2 separate regions of the Homo sapiens genome follow, and region 1 is linked to region 2. The links are chromatin contacts, found by Hi-C or POLR2A ChIA-PET in ENCODE. All regions are on one chromosome and are shown on one strand. Each heading gives the region's core, a stretch centred on a gene start or an enhancer-like site at or near the end of the contact. The rest is flanking DNA. Distances are from core to core; before and after follow the strand shown.

Region 1 (5,767 bases), core at 27-2,526, 91 kb before region 2:
TTTTAATATTAAGCTCAGTTTAACTTCCCTCAACCAGCAATCACTTGTGTCATGCCCAGCGGTAATACACAATGCCCGGTTTCTTCTATCACCATAACTGTGACCTCAGGTCCTGCGAAACAGGACTGAACCAGTTCACTAGGATGGCAGTGTATTGGTCCAAAGGCATTCAGATTATAATAACGTACCGCAATGATCATCGAGCAGTTACTAAATGTCGGACTTCCCTGTCTTATTGTATACATATCTTAATTTAATCCTCACAAATCCATCGGGTATTATTATATCCATTACTTGACAAGAACGGGGGCACAAAGGGTAAGAAAACTGCCGAAGTTCACAGAGCAACCAATGACCAATCAAAGACTCGAGCCAGGGCCTTAGCGTTAACCACTGCACGGTCTATCCCTGAACTATAATCCCAGCACCATCAGTACACTAATCGCATGACCTTGGGCCAGTCATTTCATACCTCCAGGCCTCCGGTGTGGAAAGAGATGCACTTAGATGAGCTTTCGGGGGCTTTCCTGCTTTTAACGCCCTGTCCCTCTCCAACTGGATTACTCGCCTCCAGAATAGGTGCTGTAACTGCTAAGTTTCTCAACCACTGCGTGTTCTCCTTCTGGTACATTCCCCTTTCTCTTCAGGGAACTAGGGTCCAGTCTCCGCTTTGGATTTTCAAATATTAAACTGTAACGCTAGTTGTAAACATTCCCTCTCGGTCTAATACCACCCTTCCCTACTACTAGGGGTACCTAGTAGGCCCGATTCCACCCTATACTTTTACCCAGTTACTCCAGCCCACCTCGCGGCTGCCCAGGCAGCCGGCAAAGAGGCCTAAGAAAGCCCTAGAAGCAAAGCCATAGGAATAAGTCAGCTTTCCCAGAGGTCAAAGAAGGCTGTCGGGCCACCTGCCACGCCTCCCGACCCCGGCGGCGCGGCCTGGGCCCGCAACCCAACCAAAGACGCCCGGATTCGGGCCTCCTCGCTCACGGCGGGCGCGTCGGCCAGGGCCTGGGCCCTCAAGAGCCAGCCCGACCCCTCAGTCGCCGGCCACGCCCGACCCCTCAGCCGCAGAGGCGCTCCCAGCCCCCCGAGGTCCTCACAGGCCCGAGGACGCGCTCAGGTCTCCCCTCTCACCTCTAGCCTCCCGGGGACCGCGGGGGTGCCCGTGCCCCTTCCCGCCCGCACACCTTGCCCCGCGCCGCAGTAAAGAGAGAGGCGGAGGCGGCCCGACCGTCACGTGCCGCAGAACCAAGAGGCCTCGGCCACCGCTGCCGCGCGAGCGAGCCCCACCGCACGAAGCCCGGCCCTGTGCCCGCCCCTGGCCCCTGAGTAGCCACAGCCGGCGCCAAGTCCCGCCCTCCCGCGCAAGCCCCGACATCCGGTTGGCCGGCGTGGGCATCGCTCTACGCACCGTCCCATACGCCCCCTACGGCTATTCTTCGTGGAGTGTGAAGATTGGCCGGGAGTGAGGCAGGAAGTGGCTGTTGGTTGGGCGGGAGGTGAGGGGCGGGCCACGCTGGATCGAGACCGCCGGGCGCGCGCGTCTCGGGGCGGGGCTGGTTTAACAGGCGTTCCCGCGTCGGTTGCTGTGGTGCCTTCGGGGCGTTCCAACCCAACCCCCAGTAGCCCTCACCCGTCTGGTTCCTGGAGCCGAGACTTGGGACGCATCGCGCGCCCTTCGCTGACGGGGCAAACGGCAGCCGGCAAAAGGGGTAGGAGTCCGACGATCGGCCATCAGGAAGGGCCCGTTGCAGCGAACGCGGGCCCCTACGGGCGTGAGCAGAACCCAGCGCGAGCGCCTGGCCGGATTGGCGTGCACTGCTCCGCGCTGTGTGAGCCGGCGCCGCAGTTCCTGCAGAGTCATGGCTCGGCCCAGGAGCCTGCGCAGCCTCGTCGCCCAGCATAACACACAGTCCAGAATAATATAATCCGAGGTTATTTGAACTTTCAATTTATGTTTCCTGAAGTGAGATTAGGTGTCAGGGCAGAGAGATACAGGGATGACAGGACGAGAGAAAGGATGGTGCCATGGAAAGATTTAAGATACGCCACCATTTTAGTAACCCACTCTTAGTACATCTTCAGTTTTCAGTATGCTGAGAACCTCACAAAATGGAAGTGGCCCAGGGTTTTTCTAGACCTTTAGAGATCCTGATCTCTTGTTCTCTATTTGTTTGGACACCCAAAGGCTTGACTACTAGGGTGGAAAACACTAGAATCAGCGAATGTATCACTGATCTGAAAAGCCCTCTTGCCACCGGGAAGGGGAAGAAAGGCAGGGTTTGGTGTTTGCATGAGTTAGTATCATCCAACCCTCAACCCCCAAATTTTTTTTATTTTTATTTTTTTGAGACGAAGTCTTGCTCTGTCGCTCAGGCTGGAGTCTAGTGGTGCGATCTTAGCTCACTACAACCTCCGCCTCCCGGGTTCAAGCGATTCTCCCTCAGCCTCCCGAGTAGCTGGGATTACAGGCGCCCGCCACCACGCCCGGCTAATTTTTGTATTTTAGTAGAGACAGGTTTCACCATGTTGGCCAGGCTGACCTCAGGTGATCGACCTGCCTCTGCCTCCCACAGTGCTGGGATTACAGGCGTGAGCCACGGCGCCCCAACTTCAGCCCCAAAATTTGTGTAGGAGAATTTTGGTTTCCTGTCTACCTGGGGAAGCAGCTATTCAAAGCAGAATAAAATTCTGGATGCTACATGATCCAAATAATGAGCTTAAAATGTAGTTACAGGAAGTACATTTGTGAGCAAAAGAGCTACTCCTGCAAAGGTAAGTGCCAAAAGACTGTGGTACTATGGAGAATTCAATGGGATTCTGAAGGGGAGGGACTGCTTCCATCCAGAATGGACTGGCAAAGAGGTCAGAATTGGCTGGGCGAGGTGGCTCTCCCTGTGATCTGAGCACTTTGGGAAGCTGATGCAGGTGGATCATTTGAGGCCAGGAGTTCAAGACTAGCCTGGGCAACATAGTGAGACCCCTGTCTCTACAAACATAAAAATAAAAAAATTAGCCTGGCATGGTGCACACCCGTAGACCCAGATACTAGGAAGACTGAGGCAGGAGTATCCTTGACTCCTGATTGAGGAGGCTGCAGTGAGCTAAGATCAGGCCACTGCATTTCATCCAGCCTGGGCAACAGAGTGAGAACCCGTCTCTAAATAAATAAATAATAAAAACAAACAGATGTTTTACATGGGCATCGTTTGTGCAGTCCAAAGCAATTACAATAGTAACATCAACCTGGATCACCATGACAGATATAATAATGAAAACATATTATACGAATTCCCAAAATGTGACAGAGACCAGAAGTGAGTACGTGCTGTTGGAAAAATGGTGCTTATAGACTTACTTGATGCAGGGTTGCCACATTCAATTTGTAAAAACACAGCATCTGTGAAAACCAATAAAAGGAAGTGCAGTAACAAGAGGTTTACAGCCTGTTTACATTCTGACATGGAGCAACAGTCAAGATTTAGTGTCATGTGAAAAAGCACAGAGAAAGGTGTGTTTCCTTTCATACTGAAAAGGGAGATGTATTCTCATACATGTAAGCTTGGCCAAACAAGCTTACTAGAAAGAAACACGAGAAACTGCTAGGAAAGGTTAATGCTGGAGAGGGGGCCTGAAACTCTAGAAGCAGAAATACTTTCTTGGCCAGGCACAGTGGCTCACGCCTGTAATGCCAGCACTTTGGGAGGCTGAGGCGGGCGGATTACCTGAGGTCAGGAGTTCAAGACCAGTATGGCCAACATGGTGAAACCCTATCTCTACTAAAAATACAAAAATTAGCCGGGCATACTGGTGCACACCTATAGTCCCAGATACTCGGGTGGCTGAGGCAGGACAATCGCTTGAACCCGGGAGGCAGAGGTTGCAGTGAGCCAAGATTGTGCCACTGCACTCTAGCTTGGGTGACAGAGCCAGACTCTGTCTCCAAAAAAAAAAAAAAAAAAAAAAAAAGAAATGACACTTTCTTTAAACATGCATATGATTTTTTCAACAAAGAATCAGGCCGGGTGAGGTAGCTCATGCCTCTAATTCAGCACTTTGGGAGGCGAAGGTGGGTGGATCACTTGAACCCAGGATTCAAGACCAGCCTGGGCAACATGACAAGACCCCATCTCTACAAAATATACAAAAATTAGCTTGGCATAGTGGCTTGAGCCTGTAGTCTCAGCTACTCAGGAGGCCGAGGTGGGAGGATTGTCTAAGGCCAAGAGGTCAAGGCTGCAGTGAGCCAAGATTGGGCCACTGTACCAGAGTAACACCCTGTCTAAAAAAATAAAAATAGGCCAGGCACAGTGGCTCACGCCTGTAATCCCAGCACTTTGGGAGGCCGAGGCGGGTGGATCATGAGGTCAGGAGATCGAGACCACGGTGAAACCCCATCTCTACTAAAAATACAAAAAATTAGCCGGGCGCAGTGGCGGGCGCCTGTAGTCCCAGCTACTCGGGAGGCTGAGGCAGGAGAATGGTGTGAACCCGGAAGGCGGAGCTTGCAGTGAGCGGAGATTGCGCCACAGCACTCCAGCCTGGGCGACAAAACGAGACTCCGTCTCAAAAAAAATAAAAATAAAAATAAATAAATAAATAAAAATAGGCCAGGCACAGTGGCTCACGCCTGTAATCCCAGCACTTTGGGAGGCCAAGGCGGGTGGATCACCTGAGGTCAGGAGTTCGAGACCAACCTGACCAACATGGAGAAGCCCTGTCTCTACTAAAAATACAAAATTAGCCGGGCATGGTGGCTAATGCCTGTAATCCCAGCTACTCGGGAGGCTGAGGCAAGAGAATCGCTTGAACCCAGGAAGCAGAGGATGCGGTGAGCTGAGATTGCGCCATTGCACTCCAGCCTGGGCAACAAGAGTGAAACTCCGCCTCAAACTCACGCCTGTAATCCTAGCACTTTGGGAAGCCGAGGCGGGTGGATCACGAGGTCAAGAGATCGAGACCATCCTGGCTAACACGGTGAAACCCCGTCTCTACTAAAAAAAACCACACACACAAAAAAATTAGCCGGGTGTGGGGCGGGTGCCTGTAGTCCCAGCTGCTGGGGAGGCTGGGGCAGGAGAATGGCGTGAACCCGGGAGGCGGAGCTTGCAGTGAGCTGAGATCGCGCCACTGCACTCCAGCCTGGGAGACAGAGCAAGATTCCGTCTCAAAAATAAATAAATAAATGAAAGAAATAAAAACTTAAAAAAGGAATAAATTTTAGCTTTAGCTTTTGTACTTTTTTCAAAATAGGCAGTATGTTTAAAAGAGTAAACAAAATTGTTGATCCATTTATCCTTCGTATCCAGCTTCTTCTCATAGCTTGTCTCTCCATCCTTCCCTCAAAGCCACCCTCATCCTTGCTCATGCCTACCTTTTGCTTGAAGGAGAAAGTGGGCACACAGAGAGAGGGAGCACTCACATTTTTATCCATTTACTTTTTTTTTTTTGACAGATAAACACTTTGTTTATTCATCCTCCTCCTCATCTCCTCCTCGTCTTCATCTTCCTCTTCCACCTTTTTCCAGGCAACTTTAGCAGGACGCTTTGAGCCATCAAACTTCCCTTTCGACTTAGAATCAGCAACATCCTTCTCGTACTTCTCCTTCAGCTTTGCCGTCTTAGTGATGTAAGGCTGCTTTTCACTGTCATTTAAGTTATTCCACATCTCACCCAGCTTTTTTGCCACATCTCCAATAGAGATGCCAGGGTTTGTGGATTTGATCTTGGGGCGGATTTCCGAAGAGAACAGGAAGAATCC
Region 2 (5,003 bases), core at 736-3,235:
CAAGTAAGATGGAAGTTTCCATCCAGAGGAGTTAATTCCGAACAAGTCACAGAAAGGTGAGAGCTGCCGGTTCCGGCACGCTGTCTTCTGGAGTGCCAGTGACCGGGCAAGAAATTTGATTCTTTCCTTTGATACTCTTGGGAAAGAACACATTTCCCAAGCCCCTGGAGACCCACAGGGTTTGGCACTGTCCGTGAGGCTGTGCTCCTGAGGACGGACGTTCAGGAGGCCGTGGAGGAGCAGCGCTGCAGGAGCAGGGTGTGGCAGCTGTCGCACACTCGCACCGGCTTGGGGTAGGAGGGCAGGGCCAGCTCGTTGCTGGAGCAGGTGTTGCAGAAGATGTGGCCACAGTTCCGGCAGTGGTGCTACAGGACGGGAAGAAGGCGGTCACAGGACACCCGGGGAAAAGCCATCCGCACACCCTCCCTGCTTCCTGACCCAGAAGCGCATCATTTGCTGGGAATGGGTTCTTATGTTTCTGTGGGGTGGTGAGGGGCTGTGTGCAAACAAGGGTCTTTTTTTTTTTTTTTTTTTGAGATAGAGTCTTGCTCAGTCGCCCGGGCTGCAGTGCAGTGGCGCGATCTCAGCTCACTGCAAGCTCTGCCTCCCAGGTTCACGCCATTCTCCGGCAGTAGCTGGGTCTACAGGTGCCCGCCACTATACCTGGCTAATTTTTTGTATTTTTAGTAGAGACGGGGTTTCACCATGTTAGCCAGGATGGTCTCGATCTCCTGACCTCGTGATCTGCCTCCGCCTTGGCCTCCCAAAGTGTTGGGATTACAGGCGTGAAACACCGCGCCCGGCTTTTTTTTTTTTTTTTGAGTCTCTGTCGCCCAGGCTGGGGTGCAGTGGCGCAATCTCGGCTCACTGCAACCTCTGCCACCTGGGTTCAAGCGATTCTCCTGCCTCAGCCTCCCAAGTAGCTGGGATTACAAGTGCCTGCCACCGTGCCCGGTTAGTTTTTGTATTTTTTTAGTAGAGATGATGGGGTTTCACCATCTTGGCCAGACTGGTCTTGAACTTCTGACCTCGTGATCCACCCACCTCAGCCTCCCAAAGTGCTAGGATTACAGTCATGAGCCACCGTGCCCGGCCTAAGGGTGTTTTTAAGACAAAAAGTTTACTTTTGCTGTACTTCATCACTAAGCCAGTGAGCTGCTAGTCCATGTTACAGGAAGAGTCTGGTTCGTTCTCTTTGCTGCATTCCAAGGGGGTGGAGTAGATCCCTTTCTAAACAGGTTCCCTGGGTGCCTGATAAGACATCAAGATGAGCACCTGTGCAGCCTCTGCTTCTGACTCCACAGATGGGGACAGCCAGGCCTTGTAGACACATGTGATCTCAAAGGCAGCCTCAGGACGTGGTTTCTAGCTCTGAGCTTACTGCAAGGCACTGCCTGAAACTCGGGTTGGGGAGCGGGTGGGGTAGCTGTGGCTTCCTCTCTTCCACAGAGCTAGGCTGTTGATGGGAACAGACAGAACATGGCTGTGGCAGAAAGGTGGGTGGCGCTGGCAGTGTTTCCTTTAGCTCCCAGTTTTGCTTATACCCAACTCTTCCCCTACCCAGCTGGTCTTGGTGAGACTGTTAATAAGGCCCAGTCAACCCTAGACCCAAGGGTGAGCCTAGGACCTTGTTTCCAGAACCTAAAGGGCAGGGGCAAGCACGCTGCCTAGATCACTAGTGATTTTTGGTGACCTGCTGCCCTGTAGGTTCCCCATAGATTGTTTTTGCCTAAGTTGGGCCAGATTTTGTTCCTGCCGCATACAGAGAATTTTCAATGACACTCCCCTAGAGCAGCTCTGCACACAAGGAGCCCCATCTCCCCAAAAATCATTGTCAATCACTGAAAGGATGTGCTGGAGACCAGGGGCCTATGACTGGCCAAGGCCTCCCAGAAAGAGGGTGCCAGGATGGAAAGCCATCTGCACAGGCAAACAGGAGAGGCGGGGCTGCCCATCTGCCACAGTCAGCACAGTCACCGGGCAGTGAGCCTGCTCTGATATGGGCTTCTGGAACCAGAGAAAGGGGAATCCAGCGGGCAACGACTCAGGGCACTGGGAGGGTGGGTGGAGCCCCCACGTACCTTTCTCCGGGAAATGGAGAACTCCTTCTCACACTGCCTACAGTGTGTCGCTTCGTCATCTTTCAGCCAGGCGTGGCCCTGAAGAGGAAAGGACATTCTAGAATCCACTTTCTGTCTAAGCCCCTGATGAGTGGGTAGCTGCGTTCTGGCCACATCCATTGTCCCTCATAGCACCTGTTTCCTAGTGAGGCACTGTTTCTCCATCAGATGGGGCCTCACAGGACTGTCATCAAGGGGCTCTTTCCCCGTCTGGCCGCAGCCGGGATTTCTGCATCCTAGCTCCGTGCTCCACCTCTTGGCCTCTGCAGGCTGCCCTGGGGCCTCCAGGCGGTCTCCAGCATCTGCTCACTCAGGCACACTCCCACTTTCAATCAGTTCCCTTTGGCTGAAGTAAGCAGAGCGAGCTTCTGGTGCCTGCAACCCTAGACCCTGCCTGAGACACTGGCCGAAGTGCTAGCTGAACTGGCAGGCGCGGAAGAAGGGCCAAATCTGAGTGAGACTAAGACACTTGTTGACGCTGATCCTTGTGGAGAGACAGAAGGTGATGGACAGCGGGCACTGCGTCCCACAGGCCTGAGGAAGCCCTTCTCCATGCGGGCCAAAGCCCTGATTCTTGACCAGCCCTGGGGAGCACATGGACTCCATTCCACAGGGGAGGCGGCTGAGGCTTTGAAAGGTGGCCCCTCAGAGGGCTTTCTCAGGGCGAAGCAGCACCTGTGATTTATTTGGGCTTAGGGACTGGGGTGTTCCAGAGAAGTCAAAGGCATGAGGTACTTTTCTGGCCTGTTAACATCTGCTGGACAAGATTTTCTTGCTGACAAATAGATCCTCACAGACTGAGCTAGAGCCATATACCCTTGGGGCTGCCAGTGTGTGCCCAGGACATTCATCCTGACATCAAAGAGCTCTGGCGGCTCTAGAGTCCTGTTTTATGATTTCTATCCTCTGATGCTGTGAAACTGATATTACCTAGAAGTCCCGGCTGCTGTTAGTTGCTGCCCCTGACCTGGCACTTGGAAGTTAGATGCCCAGAGACATCAGGGTCCCTGCTCTGCACCACGTGGAACAGTGTGCAAAGGGACTGCTTTTGCATTGCTGCCACGGCACAGCTGAGGCCGAAGCGGGGTGCTCCTGCAGGCAAGGCTGTCTTGAAGGCCAGGCTGCCGTGCCCCCGAATGTCTGCCTCCTCTCCCACACTCTCCGCCCTGCAGCTCAGCCTGGCACCCGCACCCACACCGGGCCACCTGCAAACTCCTGCTTTTCGGTGGAATGTGTCATTCTGCCCTCCCCACCAGGGTGCGGAAACCTGGCCCAACTCAGGGCTTGGCTTGAGTGGTCCCTAGCAATGGCACAGGGCACTGCAGTGGGGCTGGCTGGCCTCTGGCCCCTCACTTCAACAGAAGGGCCTGTTTTCCACTGTTTAAAGATATCCGCGGGTCCCTCCTCTCCGCCACCTGCTTCCCCCTTAGGGAATGCCCATCAGGCCTATTTTGAAAGCACAGCTGATGGTGGAGGAACTGGAGTCGGAAGACCTAGGCTCAGCTTCGGCCACCTGTCAGCATCGCCCTCAGCCGAGGGACACGTTTCTGAGCAGCGTTTGGCTTCTCTGTCAATACGTCATCACCACTGCCTCAACCACACGCTCTCACCTGACTGTTGGGATACTTAAACGTACGAGCACACGGGCAGTCAGCACAAGCTGACAGCAAAGAAGTGGTTCTTAGCAAGGCAGTACCTTCAGTGCCTGGTTCACTTCTTTTATATCTTCCATCTTCAGCTTGGACCTAAGGAAAAAAAAAAGGCCATTTCATAGCAGTGAGAGAGAGTGAGGCTCTGAATCCCTAACACAGCTGGCTCTCAGGACTAGCTTTGTGAGGATACCGGACTTGTGAGGAGACCCAGAACGTGAGTTGTTAAAATGCCTTCCGCCTCTGTACAATCCCAGAGTTGCCTCATCACACTGGCTCCCGTCTGCTGAGGGCTGAGGCTGAGCCTGGGACTGCATCTGGCACGAGAACACACTGCTTAGCCTGCAGGGGCTCAAAAAGACTTTGAGGGAGGCTGAGGCGAGAGGATGGCCTGAGGCCAGAAGTCCAAGACCTGGCCCTGTTCTGCACTAGTCTCTACCGCTCTCCCCAGCAGGAACCTGAGTCTGCAGGCTTCTCCCCGGCCTCCATTCTGCTGCCTGCTGTCTGGAAGGGGGAAGGCTCAGATGGCATAGCCATTTGTTCTTGCTCCATTCTTGTTCAGTGTCAGAACAATTCCTTTGTTTACACAAGAGACAGGACTGAACATGGTCTAAATTGGCAGAACTAAACCAAATAAAATGAAGCAGTTTGTGCAATTGAGGGAAACAGTCTGATCCTTTTTTTTTTTTTTTTGAGACAGGATCTTGCTATATTGCCCAGGCTGGAATGCAGTGGTGCAATCATGGCTCACTGCAACCTTGACCTCCTGGGCTCAAGTGATCCTCTCACTTTAGTCTCCCAAGTAGCTGCGACTACAGGTGCATGCCATCACGCCTGGCTAATTTTTGTATTTTTTCTAGAGGTGGGGTTTTGCCATGTTGCCCAGGCTGGTCTTGAACTCCTGACCTCAATTGACCCACCTGCCTCAGCCTCCCAAAGTGCTAGGATTATAGGCCTGAGCCTTTTTCTTTTTTTCTTTTTTTTTTTTGAGATGGAGTCTTGCTGCATTGGCCAGGCTGGAGTGCGGTGGTGTGATCTCGGCTCACTGCAACCTCTGCTTCCTGGGCTCAAGCAATTCTCCTGCCTCAGCTTCCCAAGTAGCTGGGATGACAGGCGCCCGACACCACACCCAGCTTATTTTCTTGTACTTTTACTAGAGATGGGGTTTCACCATATTGGCCTGGCTGGTCTTGAACTCCTGACCTCAAGTGATCCACCTGCCTCGGCCTCCCAA

Evidence for each region. Hi-C counts contacts between places; a loop is a spot of excess contacts on that map. ChIA-PET counts read pairs that join two places held with the same protein, here RNA polymerase II (POLR2A). Pooled maps may share reads with other maps.
Region 1: a pooled map shows a loop between it and region 2 (2.4-fold over the local background). The contact joins the promoter of CANX here to the enhancer-like site in region 2. A Hi-C loop is called at or near these places in 1 of 168 maps with a recorded cell type or tissue (G401) and 3 of 50 pooled maps. POLR2A ChIA-PET finds 5 or more read pairs at or near these places in 22 of 52 experiments (AG04449, AG04450, CD4-positive, alpha-beta T cell and 18 more).

The regions. Positions count from the first base shown.
Region 1 is chr5:179,694,476-179,700,242 of GRCh38, reverse strand. CANX (calnexin) reads right to left here and starts at 1,276. Exons shown (of 15, transcript NM_001746.4): 1 at 1,141-1,276. It also overlaps the pseudogene HMGB3P22. RefSeq lists enhancers at 22-81, 1,642-2,171 and silencers at 892-1,181, 1,222-1,631.
Region 2 is chr5:179,604,738-179,609,740 of GRCh38, reverse strand. RUFY1 (RUN and FYVE domain containing 1) reads right to left here. Exons shown (of 18, transcript NM_025158.5): 16 at 3,817-3,865; 17 at 2,082-2,159; 18 at 1-365. The coding sequence ends at 222. All of the region lies in intron 4 of LOC128966623 (a long non-coding RNA gene), which reads right to left. Among named protein-coding and RNA genes, the nearest start is that of RUFY1-AS1, 3.5 kb to the right of the region's middle. RefSeq lists enhancers at 1,864-1,923, 1,991-2,491, 2,492-2,992. Within about 2 kb of position 1,985, at least 10 of the 41 ENCODE cell types and tissues checked have a DNase peak (open chromatin) inside an H3K27ac peak, as active enhancers do; they include CD4-positive, alpha-beta T cell and OCI-LY7, where a contact is called at or near this core.